Linked DNA regions of Homo sapiens: regions 1 and 3 are each linked to region 2. Evidence: chromatin loops called from intact Hi-C (ENCODE). Cell type or tissue: Calu3. All regions are shown on one strand.

The links. Hi-C counts contacts between places; a loop is a spot of excess contacts. Peaks named below come from ENCODE experiments on the same cell type or tissue, not always from the same donor. Only the 100,000 strongest peaks of a DNase experiment are listed, where the experiment ranks them.
Region 1: a loop joins it to region 2, with 2.8 times the contacts of the local background. A loop is called at or near these places in 3 of 110 quality-filtered maps.
Region 3: a loop joins it to region 2, with 7 times the contacts of the local background. A loop is called at or near these places in 4 of 110 quality-filtered maps.

Annotation. Positions count from the first base shown.
Region 1 is chr4:169,941,838-169,946,837 of GRCh38, forward strand. LINC02275 (long intergenic non-protein coding RNA 2275) reads right to left here. Exons shown (of 5, transcript NR_037878.1): 2 at 869-1,006. Among named protein-coding and RNA genes, the nearest start is that of LINC02275, 32 kb to the right of the region's middle. In Calu3, no CTCF peak of the experiment used is centred here; DNase peaks (open chromatin) are centred at 1,954 and 2,824.
Region 2 is chr4:169,807,812-169,812,811 of GRCh38, forward strand. No RefSeq gene overlaps it. Among named protein-coding and RNA genes, the nearest start is that of HPF1, 52 kb to the left of the region's middle. In Calu3, a CTCF peak has its summit at 2,718 (motif pointing right); a DNase peak (open chromatin) is centred at 2,730.
Region 3 is chr4:170,006,204-170,011,203 of GRCh38, forward strand. All of the region lies in intron 1 of MFAP3L (microfibril associated protein 3 like), which reads right to left. Among named protein-coding and RNA genes, the nearest start is that of MFAP3L, 18 kb to the right of the region's middle. In Calu3, no CTCF peak of the experiment used is centred here; a DNase peak (open chromatin) is centred at 2,428.

The DNA of each region.
Region 1 (5,000 bases), 130 kb after region 2:
ACACCTCTTTCTCTGCTGCAACCTGGAGTCTCAGAATATTGACTTACTGGGTACATCAGGCAACAAACCTGTTGTAGTTCTACAGTTGCCCATGTGGCCTGGAGCCAGCCCATACAGGAGACTTCCCCACATGGAGCCCTCTGTTTTTGGCTTTCCCCCTCCTTTTTTGTGATACTGTACACCCCTTCTGGATAGACACCAGAAAGGGAGCCGTCATCCCAAATGTGTCAAACCCTTATCTCCTGAAGTGGTGTAGGAAACACTGCCTCAAAATATGGCACCTTGGAAATTGAAAAAGCAGAAGCAGGAAGGCTATTTCACCTTTTTCTTTTTCTTTCTTTCTTTCTTTCTCTTTCTTTCTTTTTCTTTCTTTTTTTTTCTTTCAACAGGGTCTAGCTCTGTTGTCCAGGCTGGAGTACAATGGTGCAATTGTGGCTCATTGCAACCTCTGCCTCCCAGGCTCAAGGGATTCTCCTGCCTCAGCCTCCTGAGTAGCTGGGATTACAGGTGCCCACCACCACAAGTGGCTAATTTTTGTATTTTTAGTAGAGACATGGTTTCACCATGTTGACCAGGCTGGCCTTGAACTCCTGGCCTCAAATGATCCGCCCGCCTCGGCCTCCCAAAGTGCTGGGATTACAGGCGTGAGCCACTGCGCCCGGCCTACCTCACGTTCTTCTTGCCCTTCTTCTCTGAAGCAAGTCATAAAACCTAGGAAGTTCACTGTCCGACCTTGCCCTCCTCCCCTGAAAATCCTCACGTGACAGGTGTCCTGCCCTATGCCCAGAGGGAAGGAATGTCATGCACAAAGGCCAAGAGGAATGTGAACAAGCAGGCTTTGGTAAATGCCCACCCCCAAGTTCATTACCTCAAGATAATCCCTGTTCTCCAAGTATGCTTCTGCATGACTGTCCTTGAAAATCCACAGATGACTGTCCATGAAAATCCACAGATCTCCTGTTCCTTTGGGTCTTCATTTTCTGAAAGTTCCCGTGTCACATAATACCTATATTAAATAAATCCGTATGCACTCTCTTGTTAATCCGATTTTTGTTATTTGAGTCTTAGCCATGAGCCTAGCATTGAATGAGAAAAGATATTACTTTTTTCACCTATACTTTCCAGTCCCTGCCTCATCCTCTGGGGGCAGAAGGGGTGGGCCCACCATCTCTTACCTGACAGTCACTTCTCCTTCCCCATTTCCTCCTTCTCTGTCCTGACTTTCCTCTGGCCACAATGGCAGTTGAAAAGCAGGGAGAGAAAGTGCCTCAGAGGAAGGGAATATCTAGAAAGTTTAGATTCCTTACATTATTATTTTGTTGTTGTTTTTTAGATGGGGTTTTGCTCTCATTGCCCAGGCTGGAGTGCGGTGGTGCGATCTTGGCTCACTGCAACCTCCACCTCCTGGGTTCAAGCAATTCTGCTGCCTCAGCCTCCTGAGTGGCTGGGATTATAGGTGTGTGCCACCACGCCCAGCTAATTTTTGTCTTTCTAGTAGAGATGGGGTTTCACTTGTTGGCCAGGATGGTCACGAACTCCTGACCTGAGGTGATCCACCCGCCTCGGCCTCCCAAAGTGCAGGGATTACAGGAGTGAGCCACCGTGTCCAGCCAATTTCTTTAAAAAGATAAAGAAATAGAGGTGAGGTGATGACACCGCCCACCATACCCAGACCTCGCCCACATTGGTTCTGTTGTTTCCTTACACTAATTTTTGAACATTTAAGGATTTTAAAAGCTAATTTGTCCAGGGACACTTCTGCCTTACTTTCTTGCAAGTAAGCTCATTTCAAGATGCTAATAAGAAAGTATGTTTCTTCCCAGGAAGTCAGTCAAATTAAGGGAGGAGACCACCCCTCATATTGTCTTATGCCCAATTTCTGCCTCCAAAGAAAAAGTAAAAACTAAAAGGCGGAAATGAAATCCACAGGCAGACAGCCCGGGCCACACCCTGGGCCTGGTAGTTAAATATCAACCCCTGACCCTGACCTATTCGGTTATGTTATCTATAAATTACAGACATTGTATAGAAAAGCACTGTGAAAATGCCTGTCCTCTTCTGTTCCGTTCTAATTACCGGTGCATGCAGCCCCCAGTCATGTACCCCCTGCTTGCTCAATCAATCACGACCCTCTCACACAGACCCCCTTAGAGTTGTGAGCCCTTAAAAGGGACAGGAATTGCTCGCTCGGGGAGCTCGGTTGTTGGAGACGTGAGTCTTGCTGAAGCTCCCAGCCGAATAAAGCCCCTCCTTCTTTAACTCGGTGTCTGAGGGGTTTCGTCTGCGGCTTGTCCTGCTACAAAATGTGGAAAGTGGGACAATCACGCCCTTGTGAAACAACAATCGCAGCACTTCAGCCTTCCTGGGTATGGTCTTTGATCTTTCTGCTTGGCTGTGAGGGGAATAAAGTTGTAATGGCCGAGAGCTCAGAACTTAGACTTGTAAATGAGGAGCTTTCTGCTATGCATGGTAAGCAGGCAAGCAATTTGACCTTCGCTTGATGCTCAGAAGCCAAAACACATTCCAGACAATTCAAGAGTCAAGTGCAAAAAAATTAAAGTGTAAAACACTGGACAAATAGAATTAGATATTTGTATATTTATAACATCTGGAGCGGTAAAGACTTAGTAAACTTAGAAGTAGTAGAAGTCATAAAGAAAATAATGGGCCAATTTATCTGCATGAAATTAATTTTTAAATGAATTTACTTTATCCTAACTGGCTGTAAGTGAAATTGGTCACAGGCAAATTGGCTTTTAAATGAATTGGTTTGAGAGAAACTGGCCAGCACTTCCTCGGGAGTGGTTGTGGGAACAGAGCCAAGAAAGAAATATGTGAGGCCGGGCGCAGTGGCTCATGCCTGTAATCCCAGCACTTTGGGAGGCCAAGGTGGGTGGATCACCTGAGGTCAAGAGTTCGAGACCAGCCTGACCAACATGGAGAAACCGGTCTCTACTAAAAATACAAAATTAGCCGGGCGTGGTGGTGGGTGCCTGTAATCCCAACTACTTGGGAGGCTGAGGCAGGAGAATTGCCTGAACCCAGAAGGCGGAGGTTGCGGTGAGCCAAGATCGTGCCATTGCACTCCAGCCTGGGCAACAAGAGCGAAACTCCGTCTCAAAAAAAAAAAAAAAGATATAAAGAAAGAAATATGTGAATAAGACTAACTTTGTTAGAGGCAAAGACAGGATTGGTGACTGACTAGATACAGCAGGGAGGCAGGATGGAAAAGTCAAGAATGAATGGGAGGTTTATGAGCCCAGGTAGCTGGGAGGGTAGTGGAACCAATTAACCCAAGTAGGAAGCAAAGCCGGAGGAGCATCCTTGGTCCTCGGAGTTGATATCACTATAGGTCACTTGTTCTCTAACTTTTGCCTGCATCAGAATTACATGGAGAGTTTGTTAAAATGCATATTGCTGGGCGCATCCGTAGAGCTGCTGATTCAGTTGGTCTGGGTTGGGGCTTGAATTTGCATTTCTAAAGAGTTCTTAGGTGGTGCTGACGCTACTGACCCTGGACCTCACTTTGAGAATCATCATCTGGTTTAGGGGTGAAGGTGGTGGGGATAGTGTCCAGCAGAGAGTTATTATTGTGGGCCTGGAGCCCTGGAGAGAGATCAGGGCCAGATATAAGGATAATTGCTACCATTTCCTGTAAAGCTTCCCTTCGGTGTGCCAGTAATGAGCTGATGGGCCCAAATATTGATTATGCATTAGGGTGGGGGCTGGGCAGGGGCTGGAGAGCCCAAAGCCCCCAGACCAATTGTCTTTAGCCTGAGCAGCCACTTCCATTTATCCCAGAATGCATACTGGCATTATCATTTTTCTAATGGAAGCAGTAATATGGAAAACTAAAATGTTGAAAAGCACTGACTGAGCACTTACTCTGTGGCAGGCTGAAGTGATATTCCTATGAGCAAGATCCAATTATTATCCAGATTTAAGAGAAGAGAAAATGGAGGTTTAGAGAGGTTAAGCCACTCGTTCATTGTCACATGGCTAGTAATTGGCAGATCCAGGATTAAAACTCTGTCTGGCCCATTTCCAGACCTTGAGCTTCTAATCATTGTGCCTCTTAAAGGATTTGAACATTACCTGCATAGAGGTGATATTTAAAACAATGAGATTGGATGAGACTATCAAGCAAGAGGGCATACAGAGAAATGTCCAAGTACAGTACCTTGGGGAACATTTAATCTAGGGGATGAGGGGAAGAAATGGAGTCCCAGAGGATGTTACGGAAATGAAAGGAGAAGAAAGCATGAAGAAAGTAAAAGAATTTCATTAGTATCATATGCCTTGGAGCTGTCAAGAAAGAAAAACAAACAAAAAAGATTACTAAATTTTGAGACCAGGATTACTGTTCTTGAAAGGAACTGCTTCATCAGAGAGGTAAGGATGAAAAGTGAATGTTTAGTGACCTAGTGGTGCTTAGCAAACAACCCCAGAAATAGCAACTTAAAATAGTAGCGTCATTTGCCGGGCACAGTGGCTCACGCCTGTAATCCCAGCAGTTTGGGAGGCCAAGGTGGGAGGATCACAAGGTCAGGAGTTTGAGACCAGCCTGGCCAACATAGTGAAAACCCACCTCTACTAAAAATACAAAAATTAGCCTAGCATGGTGGCATGCGCCTGTAGTCCCAGCTACTCGGGAGGCTGGGGCAGGAGAATTGCTTGAACCTGGGAGGCGGAGGTTGTGGTGAGCCGAGATTGTGCCACTGAACTCCAGCCTGGGCGACAGAGCGAGACTCCATCTCAAAAAAAAAAGTAGTAGCATCATTTATTGTTTCTCACATTTCCAAGCATTGACTAGGCTCTAGGCTTAGCTGGGTGATCCTTCAGCTCCAAATGGTGTTGGCTGGGGCGCTGGGAGGCTGCAGTCATCTGGAGGCTTGATTGCACAGAAACATCCCAAATAGCTGATTCACCTGACTGGCTGTCAGTGCTGGCTGTTGGCTGAGAACCCAGCTGGGGCTGTTGGCCAGAGAGCCTCAGTTATC
Region 2 (5,000 bases):
AATGCTATAAGTAAAATGGGGTCATGATTTTATTTGTCCCTCTTGGACTTGTGGAATCTTTCTATCTTCTCTTTGAGGATTCAGTCTTGTTTTTCTTTTCTTTCTGAAGACTAATTATGAAGAACGAGACAAACGTACCAAAATCTGAAATGGTCAACTCAATACCCCATCTAAAGCAAATGGGAAAACATTTGTTTCTTGCCCTAAAGAAGAGAATTTTTTCCCCTTTATGGGATTGAGATGGTAAAGATTTCTGATTCAGGCTGGGAGCTGTCAGAACAAATAAAGCAATTCTGTTTAAACACTTTCCTTTCGTCTATCTTTGAAATGAATTACCAAATTAAGCCACCTAAGTGCACTCTTAACTCTTGGTTCTCTTCCTCATATTTTGTTTCCTGTTTCATATGGAAATTATGTTTTCTTCTCTGCTTAGTGTCAGATGCTTCTATGGGAAATTCTCCAATAATGTCCTCAGATGATCTCCCACATTCAAATGTGGTTTTTCTCGGCTGGAAGGCGTGGGCTCCTTATTCAATCTCATTCTAACTCTCAGACAATTTTAGAGGCTGGTGTTTCTTTTCCTAACCAGAACATGCTTTCTGCTTTGGGGCCACAAAAATCTATTTTTATTTCATACCAGTGACTGAAAACTTTGTGATACAATGGGCATGAAATAAGCAGGAAATTCAAAATAATATTTTTTATGGTTTTGTGTGGCATAGGTTTTTTCCACATATATTCACACTAAGCATCTCTATGGAAAAAAATATATGAATTCTGATTTTTTACTTCCCTTAATCTGTTGGCCAGAATGCTCAGGTTATGTTACTTTGAATAGAATGTTTAGAAATGGACATTCCCTTTCTCTCCTGCTCAGAGTTTAAGCAGTTCCTTGAACAACCAAGGTACTAACCATAAATTTCTTCATTGGTTGGTTGTCTCTTACTACTCAAACCTTAGGCCCTGATTTTTTCATGTTTGTTCTCCTTGCTGTGATTTTGGAAGGCAGACTGGTACAAAAGAGACCCCTGACTGGGTACCTGGCAGCTTCTCAGAAGGGAGGCAGTGGAAACTACAGGATGCATTCCTCTATGATTTTTTTTTTTTTTTTTTGAGACAAGGTCTCACTCTGTCACCCAGGCCGTAGTGCAGCAGTGCACTTGCTGCTAACTGGCAGCATCAGCCTCCTGGGCTCAAGCGATCCTCCCGCCTCAGCCTCCTGAGTAGCTGGGATTACAGGTGTGCACCACCATGCCCGACTCATCTTCTGTGTTTTTTGTAGAGATGGGGTTTTGCCATGTTTCCCAGGCTGGTCTTGAACTCCTGAGCTCAAGTGATCTGCCTGCCTTGCCTCCCAAAGTGCTTGGATTACAGATGTGAGCCACCACTCCTGGTCTTGCCTGGCTTCTTAATTAAACATCAGTTGTGAGATTGATCCATATTCTTTTGTCTGTCGTCAAAGATAGTTCATGGTCTTTGCTGTGTTGGAATTCATCTTTAAACCTCCTTTTCCCTCACCCCTTCTTTTATCTCATGACCAAATCCTGTCAATGTCATCTTCAAATCTATCTAAAGTCTCACTCCTTCCACTGGCAGTACTTCCTGCTTGAAGGCTGCTTTGTCTTTTGATCCATGTCCTCACTTCCATTCCTGTTTCCCTCTCCTCCTGTCTACACATGCAGCTGGCGGGACAGTTACAAAAAAGCAGAGTATACCAGGTTATTCACATACTTGAAACATGTCATGAGTTCCCAGTGCATTTAGGATAGTTCCCTCGGCCTGCACGTGGTCTGTGAAGCCCTGTGTGAACTGGCTTGTGCCTGACACCGTCCCCCGCCCTCTCTGGGCACCTCTGCAGCTCCATTTTGTTCTTCCAGTTCCTCCCAAGAGTCAAGCTTTTCCCTGTCCTCAACGTTGGTATATGTGATTTTTTTTCTACTTAGTTTCCCACTCTCCCTTGACCTGGCAAATTCCTGCTCTGTCATTTCTCAGAGAGACCACCTCCAATGTTCTTGTCTACATTAAATCTTCCTGTTATTTTCACTGGCAGTGATTGCCACACCTAACACCAACATTTATTGCATTTACCAACACAACTGTTAGAGTAACTGTCTAATGCTTGTCTTCCCGCTAGACTGTGGACACTGTGGGGCCGGGTCTTTTTGTTTGCTGTTGTATCTGCAGCATCTAGCACAGTGTCATGTATGTAATGGCTGCTCAGAAAATGAGCAAATTAAAGCAGAGTCTCAGGAACTATGACAAAGTTTACCTGAACATGTAAATGAGATGTCAATGAAGGGGACTTTTCATTTACACCTTTTCGGATCTGAAGCTTTTCAGCTGAAAATAGGTAGATTGGGTATCAGGATTTCTGAGCATCTTGCAGCTCAACCAATCAAGGCAGGCAAACATTCACTTAATAAGCTGCTCTGACCAAAGCTCATTCTTTCATTTTAAGAAATACCGTCCCTGAATTACAAGCAGCATAAACACCATCCCAGAGTGACACTTTGAATGAAACATTAGAGCTGACTGTGTCCATATTAACCCCATAGGCAACAACATTCATCCCTGTCCTCTGTTACTGTTCTTCTCCTCCACTACTGTAGCAAATACACAATATATAATGTAGTAAATAAATGTGCAGCGAATAAAACGACAGATAAGAAGCTGACCTAACTCTGGATTGCCAATGGCTTTTTAGACCACAAGAGGGAGCTGTTTAAACTCTTGTTAACAAGGAAACAATTGAGGGAGAAGAAATTTGGCAATCCTGAGGTTGGCCAGATGGGCACCTATTTATATGATATTGACTCTGGAATTACATTTATTTTTAAGTTACAAAAGTTTTAATTCTTTTTATCTGCAATGTAATTAGCATTTTAAATAGTGATATTAAAGGCAATGAGTTGTTTTTGTCTTAAAATCTAATTTTGTCTCATTTAACTAGTTTGGAAAAGTGTAAATATTTAATTAAGGGACAAGGAGATGAAGACTACTTTCATACTAAATCTATTTCCTAAATACTTACTAATAAACCGCCTCATGAACAAATAAGCTTTTCTTTAAAAAATACTGTTTCTTTCAATAGTCTATATGGTCTTAAATATTTAAATATGTGTGCAAATCAGATTTTTTAAAAAGATATACACAAACTATGACTTGAGAACTCCTTTCTTAAGAACACTGCAGTCTAATTATAGACATATTTACATACCATGAACCCAGTTATATGACAGCTACCCTTGCCAACCCTCCTGGTCACCCTGAGAATGAATGCAGTTAAATTATCTAAAGGGACCTGACCCAAGGGCAGAGTGTGTTTTTCTACAAAGGGGCCAGTGAGAGGGCACATCGGTGGGAGTCAAATGACCAATCGTAATAACAGTAGTGACATTCATGGAGTGTTTATACAGGCCAGGCACTGTGCTTAAAGCACCGTACATGGACTAGATCATTAATTCCTTCCAAAGCTGCAAGGTAGCTTCTATTACTGTTTTTATTTTAGAGATGAAAAAACAGAAGGGTTAAATAACTTATAGAAGATCACAGAGCTATTAAGTGGGGAGCCAGGATTTGAATCCCCCTGCAGAGGAAGGCTCACTAAATGTGATTCTCCTCAACTGGCAAGTCTGACTGTGGGTTAAAGCATCAGGCCTCTGGGTGAAATGCTTCTTTTCCTGCAATGGACCAAATCTGTACATTGTTATCTTCATTTTGAACAGTGGGATTCTGCCAAGATTCTCTTCTTCCCATAAAATGTTTTGTCCTAAGAAGGGAGAGAAAGCTTTTGTCGTTGTACACTGGGCTCCATATCCAGGATGATTGTCAGTGAATAGGAAATGTGTTAAAGATGATGGTTTCCTGCTGATTCACTTCTGTGACGTCAAGACTTATGGGAATACAGACAAACTTATCTGAATGACAGACATCACTTAATGTAAAAAGGGAAGCCAGCAAAATGTTCTAAGACAGAGGACTTCTAAAAAATTCCAACAGTTTACCATAGTGGTCCTAGAACCTAAGTGTGTTTTGAGTAAATATTCAAACATGTCCTATGAGCAGAAACATAAATGTCATCTTCCTGGCTCATGGTGGGACTGTGGCCCATTTGTTATAGGGGAATTAGGGGGTTAAGAATCCCCTTGCTAATGATTATCTATTGCCATTCTGCATTTTCTCCTTACCCTACCCTCAGTCCTATTCCTAACTGGGATCTTTAAGTACTTAGAAAACCCTGCTGGCCCAGCGCAGTGGCTCATGCTTATAATCCCAGCACTTTGGGAGGCTAAGGTGGAACCAATTGCTTGAGCCCAGGAGTTCAAGATCAGCCTGGGCAACACGGCAGCATCCTGTCTCTACAAATAATTGTTTTTAAAAATAGCCAGGCTTGGTGGCACGCACCTGCAGTCCCAGCTACTTGGGAGGCTGATGTGGGATTATCACTTGAGCCCAAGAGTTCAAGGCTACAGTAAGCTATGATCACACCACTGCACTCCAGTCCAGTCTGGGCAACAGAGTGAAACCCTGTCTCCAAAAAAAAAAAGGAAAGGAAAAGAAAAGAAAAAACATTGTTACATTGCTAATATTTATTATTGTAGTATTTATGAACAAACAACATTTCTGAATATAAAAATAAATGAGCCAATTCTCATCCTTTAACCCTTTGTAATGTGTCCTCAGGTCTGCACTCAAATTTGCCTTGTAAGTCAGGTACAGAATTTGAGAGTTTTTAAGAAGCACTAGAAGTCATAGTGCCTTAGTATTCCTACATTTTATCTTGCTAGCCCTTTTAATTTCAGTGGTTGACCAAGTACAGCACCAGGGCCAGAATGTGACATGAATTTGACTTTAGAAATGTGTATTAAAATATGGCAGCAGGAGTGAGAAGGCTCTCTGGAAGTAGGCATAGGCATGAATCTCAGGCATTCCTTCCCTACAGGGTTGCCAGTTTACATACAGGCTGTCTGGAATGGTGGCCCGTGCCTGTAGCTACTGGG
Region 3 (5,000 bases), 200 kb after region 2:
CTAGGTTTAAGTGATTCTCCTGCCTCAGCCTACCAAGTAGCTGGGATTACAGGCACCCACCAACATGTCTGGCTAATTTTTGTATTTTTAGTAGAGATGAGGTTTCACCGTGTTGGCCAGGCTGGTCTCGAACTCCTGACCTCAGGTGATCCACCCACCTCGGCCTCTCAAAGTGCTGGGATTACAGGCGTGAGCCACCGCACCCGGCCAAACCTACATACTTTTTAAACAAAACACAACCATAAGATGTTCCGGATGTGAATTATATTTTTCACAGAAATCATAATTTTGTTTTTTGCTATCAAAACATATAGATTTTATAGGAACAAATATTTCTTATATTAAATTTATATATTGCTTCATAGAGCGCAAAAATGGATTCAGGCTGCTTTCACTTACCATGACAAGCTCTCTTTCCTCCACATTACCTGTCTTCATTGTGGAGGACCTAATTGTTCACCTGGGTGTTCCTTAACCTCTTCTCTCCCAGTAAACGGGACTTCCAGTCTGCGTCACTGGTCACAGCTTGGGCTCTGCCGGCATTTGGAAGGACTGCATCAGAATCACTCTGGCATTCTCCTAACTACCCATTATAGCTTCCAGAATGCTCCTTACTGTCTCATTCAACTTCCCATGCTCCTCTGAGCTCCACCTCATCTAGCGCTCTCTGCTCTGTGTTACTGTTACTTACGGGCTCCAGGTCACTCATGTACACCCTGGTTTCAATCTCATCTGCCTCCCACAGGCTGGGGAACATCACCAGACATTACGGTTGGCGGCACTTCTATGTCCAAAGATCTAACCTTCACCTAGTCCTCTATCCTCCATTTCATTCTAATTCTATAGCCATGCCTTCTTCAAAGGCAGAAGTTATTATTTCAATTCTGCCTACAACAACACTGAAGGGGTACCTGGTGATGATAAATTAGCTTCAGATCATATTTTTTTTCAGTAGGAAAGAAAAGAGTTTTGTTTTGCCATAGATTTCCATAAACCCCACTAAACTGGAGTGCTTTCCTGCCCTAGGAAGCCAACACATTACGCCACCAGCTGAAACCCTGTGGCGAAGGGAGATAGCACAGACTGCAATGGCATGATAGACACCCTGCCATGACTTTGCAAATGTCTTTCTTTACTTGGCTAAACTTGTGGTTTCCTTTGTGGTTGGAAAGCTGACCTATTCGATACAGAATAGCTGTGAAGAGCATGGCCTCAGGTTTGAGAGAGACCAGGCCAGGATTCTGGACATAACCACCTTCGCTGGCTGTGTGTCTTGGGCAAGTACAAGACAATTATAAGGATTCACAATCAAATGTATACCAAACACCTATGTACTGCTGCCTTGATAAACAAGAATTATTAGCACAATGTATAAAGCATCCTTTATTGAAATGATGCTTCTCCAATCTATTTTTATGTCTTCTAAAAGCCAGATCTTGAGTTTTGCTTAAAACGTTATTATAAATTATAAATAATTATAAATGACTTTCAGCACTGGGTCCTTTGCAGGGGCTCAAGTCTGAGAATGCATGAGCTGCCCCCTTAGGTGTATTCTGTGGTGAGCATGTTGAGGGCAGGGGCTGGGTCACTCATTATTGACTCCCTGGTGCCCGAGCCATAGCAGATGCCTGGCTAAATACCACAGGGGAGAATCAGAGACAAGGCAGGTTGGGAGATGGGTTCTAATAAATATGGGTGGTAAATATAACTTTTCCCCCCAGTTAAAGAAAATGCCACAAATGGAAAATCAAACTGAATTTTAAAGTGTGTATCTCAAGAGCTGTTTTCAAACAGAGGCTCTCCACATTTGGCTTTCTACGTTCAAACACATTGTGCTAGCAGAGTAAAGAGAAGGGGATACTGCTGTGCTATTATATTTTAATAATGTCAGTAGGTGCTTTGGGCTAGAAACACAGCCAACTGTTCTGAAATGGAATCTAGTTCCGTTAGAGACCTTACGAGATACAGAAGCAGAGACTTTCGTTTTATGCAGGGATTTCAGTTAGCAAAATGTTTTCCCTCTTCCTCATTTTTATTCCCATCCTCTCCCATCTGGAAAAGTCACTAAGGTACAGAAGACATAACGCATCATTTACAGGTTGTTTGTATCACAGCGTTTTGCTCTAAAATTCTGTGAAAACTGATTCAAAGTAAGCACTGAATTAACACTAATGAATTAATAGTTTTAGTAAGAATTTACTTTCAATTTACTCTTTCACTTCAGATTTTTCAAAAGGTATTTATTATGTGCCGGGCACACTGCCAGGATTTAGGGGATGGGAAGTGCCACAAAGCTCAATAAACCACAGACCATGTCCACTCACAGTCTAGTAGTGGAAAGACATACAGATAACTTCAATATGTTCTCTAGGTGCTATGGGCTTGGAGTTGGGTAGGAAGGAGGGGCACCGAACAGCTTGGGTGCCACCTAGAGATGATGTTTGTTGACTGCCCATCCAGCATCCAGGCCCTCTTCTGCCTTTCCCTTTCTGTGAGTCCCATGGCTCACAGGGTAGAAACTTCTAGTCCTTCTCATCACCCCATCGCATGTGCACCTACCAAACTTGACACTGCTCCCTGGTGTATGATCTTGCACTTTTCTGTTTTGAGTAAATTCCTTCTCGATTACAAGGACAGCTCCTGGATAGCAAAAACTTGCACATATAGTTCAGTAGGATTTCCTTATTGCTAGGCACCCATAATCACGTTTACACACTTGCTGTATGAAGCCATGCTTATATGGAATCCAACGGCAATTATTTAAGAACAAATTACAATGTGTTGCCTGAAGAACATAAGATATCACGTGACTCTGGACGCTGGCAAAATATTCTGCAAATGTACCTTTTCAGCTTGTTGGATTAGGATCTTACAGACAGCACCATGAAAAGTTTAGTTGAGCTGGACATGGTGGCTCACGCCTGTAATCCTAGCACTTTGGGAGGCTGACGCAGGCGGATCACGAGGTCAGGAGTTCGAGACCAGCCTGGCCAATATGGTGAAACCCCATCTCTACTAAAAATACAAAAATTAGCCGGGCGTGGTGGTGTGCTCCTGTAGTCCCAGCTACTCAGGAGGCTGGGGCAGGAGAATCACTTGAACCCAGGAGGCGGAGGTTACAGTGAGCCGAGATGGCATCACTGCACTCCAGCCTGGGCGACAGAGCAAGACGCTGTCTCAAAAAAAAAAAAAAAAAAAAGTTTAGTTGATAACAATCTAACATTGTGAAAGACATTTGAGCCAGCAAAGAGTAAAATAACAATCTAACATTGTGAAAGGGATTTGAGCCAGCAAAGAGTAAACCCTAAGTACTATAATCCAGCAGCTTAAAATGCAGTCCTTCAAAATACAAGAACAAAGACCACAGCTTTCAAAACCAGGGCTTAACAAAAGCTACAATGGACAAGTTGTTAAACCTCATAATCTTTGGGAAAACTTTGATAGACTACTTTATTTTCTATAAATAGAACAAAAGAGAAATATTTAGCAAATATCAAATGTTCTTTATTTTGACCCCTTCCCTACCTCCCAGCCATTGGATTTTATCTAAAAATGTTTAATAAAATGCTTTGTTCAGTCCTATTTCTTCTTTTTCCACCTATAATCAATAAGACTGTTGCCCATGTATTTCTGGAGCTAGAAGGAAAAGGACCTCTTGTGTAAGGGGTGTTTTGTACTAAATGAATATTATTGTTTTTTCTTGGCAGAGTCAATTTGGGTATTGCCCCAACTACTCTGATGAATAATTTGTAGAGTGATACAACTGGATTTTGTTGCAACACCTACTGAGAGTTACCCCTATTTTAATTTGCGTGGGAATGATGCCACAGGCACATAAGCTACCTTCTGGATGAAAACACATTCTTCACAGGGTTATACTCATGAAGCATGGAGAGGGAAGCCCCATTTCATATGAATTGGAAAGTGGCACTAAAATACTCATTAAGACATGAATACTAACTTTTCAAAACTGGTAGTCAACTCAAGCCATTTCAGTTATGAATATGTTTCTGCCACTTCCTTTCCCATATATCATAATGAATTCAAAATATCCACGTCTTTTTTAAACAAAAATTAAAAATATTTTCTTTTGCGATTAAAAAAAATGAGAACAAAATTCTCACTGGCTCATTCTATCCCACCTAACACCTTTCAGGATCAGCATAGAGTCTCTTGAACAGCATGGGTCTGAACCACTCAGTCCACTTACATGCAGGTTTTTTCTTTTTTAACAGAAGTTACACTGAGTGTGCCTGCCTCTCCTTCCCCCTCTTCCACATCCACCACCTATGAGACAGCAAGACCAGCCCCTCCCCCTCCTCCTCAGTCTACTCAACTTGAAGATGGCGAGGCTGAAGACATTTACGATGATCCACTTCCCCTTAGTGAACGGCAAATATATTTTCTCCTTCTTAAGATTTTCTTAATAACAGTCTTTTCTCTAGCTTACTTTATTGTAGGAAAATGGTATATAATACACATAGCATACAAAATATGTGTTAATGAGCTGTTCATGTCATCAGAAAGGCTTCTGGTCAACAACCGGCTATTAGTAGTTAAGTTCTGGGGAGTCAAAAATTATACACAGATTTCCCACTGCATTGCGGGGGGGTGGGTGCCCCTAACCCATGTTGTTCAAGCATCAACTATACTGAATTTTAGATAATTAGGGTGATCTCTGAATATAAACTATGGTGATATGGTTTGGCTGTGTTCCCACCCAAATCTCACCTTGAATTGTAATAAACCCCATGTGTCAAGGGTGGGGCCAAGTGGAGATAATTGAATCATGGGGGTGGTTTCCACCATATTGTTCTTGTGGTAGTAAGTCTCACGAGATCTAACGGTTTTATAAATGGGAGTTCTCCTGCACAAGCTCTTTTCTTGCCTGCTGCCGTGTAAGACATGCCTTTGCTTCTCCTTTGCCTTCCACCATGATTCTGAGGCCTCCCCAGCCATGTGGAACTGTGAATCAATTAGACTTCTTTGCTTTATAAATT